Regions from separate parts of the Mus musculus genome. Here region 2 is linked to region 1. A link is a loop called in an ENCODE intact Hi-C map of the cell type or tissue named here. Cell type or tissue: heart. All regions are shown on one strand.

Region 1 (2,500 bases):
GTCTAGCTTGATACTGTTTGCCCAAGTGACATTTTAGTGGAACACAGTCATACCCACGTGTCCTGCAACAGCAGAGTTGTAGAGCAGTGACAGAAACCTGAAGGCCTTGCACAGCCTGAAATATTTACTCTCTGGCTACTTTCAGGAAAAGTCTGCCCACTGCTGTTATAGATATCATAAAATAGATATGCAACTAGGAAGGGCCAAGTTTCTAGAGGCTGTTTTTGTTGTCAATGTAAACATATCCTCCAGGTTTCCCTCCCTCTCCCCTGTATTTTTGTTGTTGTTTTAAAGGCAGGGTATTGTTTTATAGCCCAGGGTGACCTTGAATTTGCTGTAGTCCTCCTGTCTCAGTGTTCTGAGTGCTGGGATTACAGGTTTGAACCACCTCTCCCGCTTCAGTTTAACTTCCAGACCTAGCTCACTGCTGTCCACTCCTGAATCTTTATTGCTTCTCAGGAGCCCTGTTGCTATTCTTGCTTACCACAGACCCCTCCGATGCCCCCTAGGCTCCCCTTCTCCCCTGCACTCCTCTGATCTGGTTTGCTGTGTTCTCAGAATTAGGAGCAGGGCCGTCTCTGATTCTTTACTCCCATTTTCTCAGCATTTCCACTGGCGCCTGACACAAAGTAGGTGCTCGAACATTTGCTGAATGGGGAAAGGAATTGTTAGCCTCTTAGGCAGATAAGCTGTTTTATTCACTATTATGGATACAGCCAGAACTGGATAGCTGTCAGTCCTTTTGAGAAAGTACAAGAGGTCCCAGCCTCATGACACACGCTCTTGGAGACATCGCAGAGCTTCTCCAGAAATAAACTCTGAATGAAGCCACGCTTGTAAAGTGCCTATCACGCTGCCTGGTGCTCAGAAACCCCTTACTAAATGGTAGCCACCAGCAGCAGCAGAAGCAATGTAATCATGAAATTGAGAGATAGGATTGCAAGACGAATTAGCCCACCCCTTCTGCCCCCACTTGGTCAGAACGTACAAGTCCTCACTGTTTTGTAAGATTTGGTATTTCCTAGGTCGTCTCCTTCTGAGTGCAGGAGCGCCACCTTGTGGGCACTTTAGGTTATGACACAGTATCTGATAGCTCCCAAGTAGTCAGTCCCAGTCAGACTTATGTGTGGAAGGCAGCAGGTGGTGTTGAAAGCAAACCTGACCTTCAGGGATACGTGGCCCATTACAAATGGCATACGGGAGGGCTTGAGCGTCCCTCGTGTAACTTAAAGACAGATGGTGCGTGATGGCCATGACTGCTGCTACTGTCCTCCTTCATGATTGGCTCTGCCCTCGTTCTGACTCCAGCGTGAGTTTTCAGGCACCTTAAAGCCACATTTAGAACGAGATAGTGCCATCTCCTGGGAGGACACGGTAAGGCTGGTGGTGGAGTATGAATCTTGTTTTATGCGAAGAAAGATGGAAAAGAACAGGTTCTGATATCACAACCACTGATGTGTGTGTCTAGGCTCAAACCTAAAGTCACCAGTTGCACAAATGTCCCCTGCAGCTCACTTCATCGGAGTCTCTGGACCACCTGCCCCCGAGTGATGGGGAAAGGCAGGTGGGGAGGTCCTATGCAGAACGGACAGAACCAGCTTTGCAGAGCAGGGCCCTGGGATGGCGTTTCACACCATCTCTCTTTTCTTAGCTGTATGCTGTATACAGGTGTGCTGTATGCTAATTCCTGCTATGTCAGAGAACACTTTTTATCTTTTGGGAAACCTGGAGTTTATATCTGGAAAAGATGCTAATACTCTGCTTTTTGTGCCCGTGGGAACTTCCAGGCAGCCCTAGCAGGGGCTCCATGCCTCCCTATGCTCATTTAGAGACATGCATCAGGTGAGTGAGACAGGACCCCTGGGTCAGGCAGGGTGTGCCAGAGGAGTTCCTGCAGGTGACTACTGCTGCTGTCCCTTGTAGTGCCACCATAGGCTGCCCAGCTTCCAGCAGCCTTCTCTGACCCCTGCTCTGCTTCTGGGTGAGGAAGGAAGCATGTAGCTTCATTTTCAGGTCCTGATTAGGGCTCGCCATAAACAAACGACAGTGCTTTGCAGCAAAGATACTATAAGGGATCTCACCTCCTTCTTCATGGCTTCTCTCTGAGCACCAGCACGTACTCCACACGGGAACAGGGCCTCATTCTGCACTGTCCTGCTCAGCTCTGGCATCTGAGGTCTCCATCAGTGAACTCCCGGTGCTACTCTGGTGGCTGGGGATCTGGTTCTTCTTGGGCTGCTGGCTTTTCTTGTTTGGCTTCTTTAGCTCCTGATGCTGGATAACCACTCACAAATGGAGACACGACCCAAAAGCCTCCATGTTCTGCAAACTTCGTAGTTAGCACATGTGCCAGTAGGAACCATGTTGAGGGAATTAGTGGTTGCACACCTGCCCAAGGGTAACCTGGAAGATCCTGGCAACTTTGTTTATACTGGGGGCCAACTGGAGAAACTTGGATGTGCAGAACCTTGATATACTGTGGAGAAATAGACCCTGGAGT
Region 2 (2,500 bases), 1.0 Mb after region 1:
TGAAGAAGAACAAATAAATACGGTGGTGACTATGATTTTGTGTATACAGAGGCTCAGAAGAGACCCACTGAGCACCTGAGCGCTTTATGGTCCTTGATGCTCTCTGAGCTTCAACTGTGTTGCCATTCTTATTAGGGACACCCAGTCCAGATACTGAGCTATGTGTAGGGGGTGTACACCCTGCAAGCGAAGAGATGCCTCATCTTTCAAACAGAATTTCTATACAGATTCCTAACCTCACCTCCCTGAGTTTTACACTGCATTTTATCAGTTTATAAATTTGCACGGTGCCTCTGCACCAGGAAGAGGGGGCAGATAATCAAACCTACGGGCGTTTTACACTCAGACACTGAAAAATAAAGACCATTAGTAAAAAGTATAATTAAATTAAAATGCCAACTCACCAAAGAAGTTCCACAAACGGGAAATACATCAAAGCGTGATAATACAAATGGGCTATTTCTCAGGGTTCGAGGATGTCAACGGAATAAACTTGGATCTTCTGCTGACTTTTCATGGCCAGTATAAGGGAATAGCTTAAAAGTAAATTGCCACAAAAGTTACCTTCAACCAGAGATCATGTGGGCAGTGGTTTTACCCTGATCATTCCCTGAGTCTGGGGATCCCAAGGTCTGGGAGACTGGGGGGCTGGGGGGTAAACAAAATCTCATAAAACCCAGTTTCTTCTTTTGGGCAAGTTGGCTGGCCCCCAAGCCTCAGAAGAAAGTTTCATTAGTCATTGGATCTATTTTCTCAGGTCCATTCAGTCTAATTTATTTTGAACGCGTGTTTGCCAGTCAGGTTTAACATAGCTGAGTATTCTCTGTAAGCAATCTCATAATGAGGCCGCAATTCTTTGTAGAATATTGAAAATGACTGTTGGCATGCAAGTTCGTTTTCTTAATTCCTCTTTTAGAGTGCAAATAACCTTTGAAAACCTGCTTCTAGGTGTTTATGTGTCAGGACAGTATCAAAAATTATTCAATTGCCAAATCACATGTCAACACGTCTACAACCAAGCCAGGGACTATCCCAATTCCCATTACTCTGCTGCCCTCTAGTGGGCAATTCAAAAACCGTGCCTTCGTTTTCTTTTTCAGTCCCGAGTGAGCATGTGGTATAAGACATTCAGACTTGTATGGTGCCACAAAGGTAAATAGAACATTAGAAGTTGTAAATATAAATAACAAGGAAGCAGGGACCCAGATGAGATCCATGGGAGGTGTAGTCACTGCGGCACAGTTGGCAACAATTTTCTAAGAGTTTACCTAAGAATCAACTACAGCCAATAAAGTACCATTGGGACCAAAGCTTCTGGCTTGTCCAGTGTTCAAAGACTCTGTTGAGGAGACTGTGCCCAGAGGAACTTAGGTGATCGTTCAGATTATTTCCTTTAGAGCTATAAGAATGTCATATTCCAGAATGTCGAAGGTAGACGGGGACATTTAAGAATCTATGCATCCCAACACTTCTTGGATAAAAGGGGATGATTTGAAGTGCCAATAAAAAATATGCAGAACTTTAGTTGCATTAAGGAAAAGTTATTGAGTACACAGCAGCACAGAGGTGTGAAGTGTGATGATGGCTTGCGGGTGACATGCAGACTCATCCATCACATGCTGAGATGGAAGCTGGTAAGGTTTAATTGTGAAGTTTCTCCCTGAAGGCTCCTGTGTTAAAGGCTTGTGCGCTGGTGAGCCATCACGGAGAGGCAACTGGCTTGTGGAGCTTCTGACGTCTTCAGAGAAAGCCGATCGGCACTAGCCATCGAGCTTTGATGTCTTTGAAGGCCATCTTGCCCCTGATCCCTTCCTGTTCCTCTCTGCTCCCTGGCTGTTCAGAGTTCAGCAGTCTCCTTATCTGACACCCAGCCATTTTCACAGTGTCTCCCTCGCCTCAGACCAAAAGCAATGGAACAGATAGTCTGAAACCTCTGTCCTCATGAGCCAAAGATCAGGAACCCACAGTTACCAAGTAGCAAAGGCAACCAGATCCCGGCATCTATAATTTACAAACCAATACTCTATTAATTATGGTGAGGGTGTAGGGTGGCATTTGCTTCGTTTTATCTGTGTTCTTGGTGGGTTCAGGGTGCCACGGCTCATGAGTGGAGGTGAGAGGACAATGTTTGTGAGTCAGTTCTCTTCTCCCACTAGCATAGGTCCTGGCACTCAACCTCAGGTTGAAAAGCTTGGCAGCAAGACCCTCTACCCACTGAGCCATCTTGTCAGCCCCTGTCCCAGTACAGTGTTAAGAACTAAAAATTATGAATATGATTATTGTTACTGTTGCTATAGCAAGCACTCTGGGATACACTTTTATAATAATTTGCAATGCCATCAGCAAGGAGCCAATAACTGAGATCCCATCACGGACTTTATGGAGTCATTATTGTTTACAGGTTAACTAGACCAGACCTAAATGGCTCGCTCCAGTCTGAACGGTCATTGTCTGGATTCTTATACTCTCCACACTTTGCTGTGTACAGTGGAGAAAGCTC

Evidence for each region. A loop is a pair of places that touch in the nucleus more often than their neighbours do. Peaks named below come from ENCODE experiments on the same cell type or tissue, not always from the same donor. Only the 100,000 strongest peaks of a DNase experiment are listed, where the experiment ranks them.
Region 2: a loop joins it to region 1, with 8 times the contacts of the local background. A loop is called at or near these places in 12 of 42 quality-filtered maps.

The regions. Positions count from the first base shown.
Region 1 is chr8:88,754,279-88,756,778 of GRCm38, forward strand. No RefSeq gene overlaps it. Among named protein-coding and RNA genes, the nearest start is that of Cyld, 59 kb to the left of the region's middle. In heart, no CTCF peak of the experiment used is centred here; a DNase peak (open chromatin) is centred at 1,063; H3K4me3 peaks cover 521 bases; H3K27me3 peaks cover 523 bases.
Region 2 is chr8:89,784,167-89,786,666 of GRCm38, forward strand. No RefSeq gene overlaps it. Among named protein-coding and RNA genes, the nearest start is that of Gm24212, 120 kb to the left of the region's middle. In heart, a CTCF peak has its summit at 1,060 (motif pointing left); no DNase peak of the experiment used is centred here; H3K27me3 peaks cover 223 bases.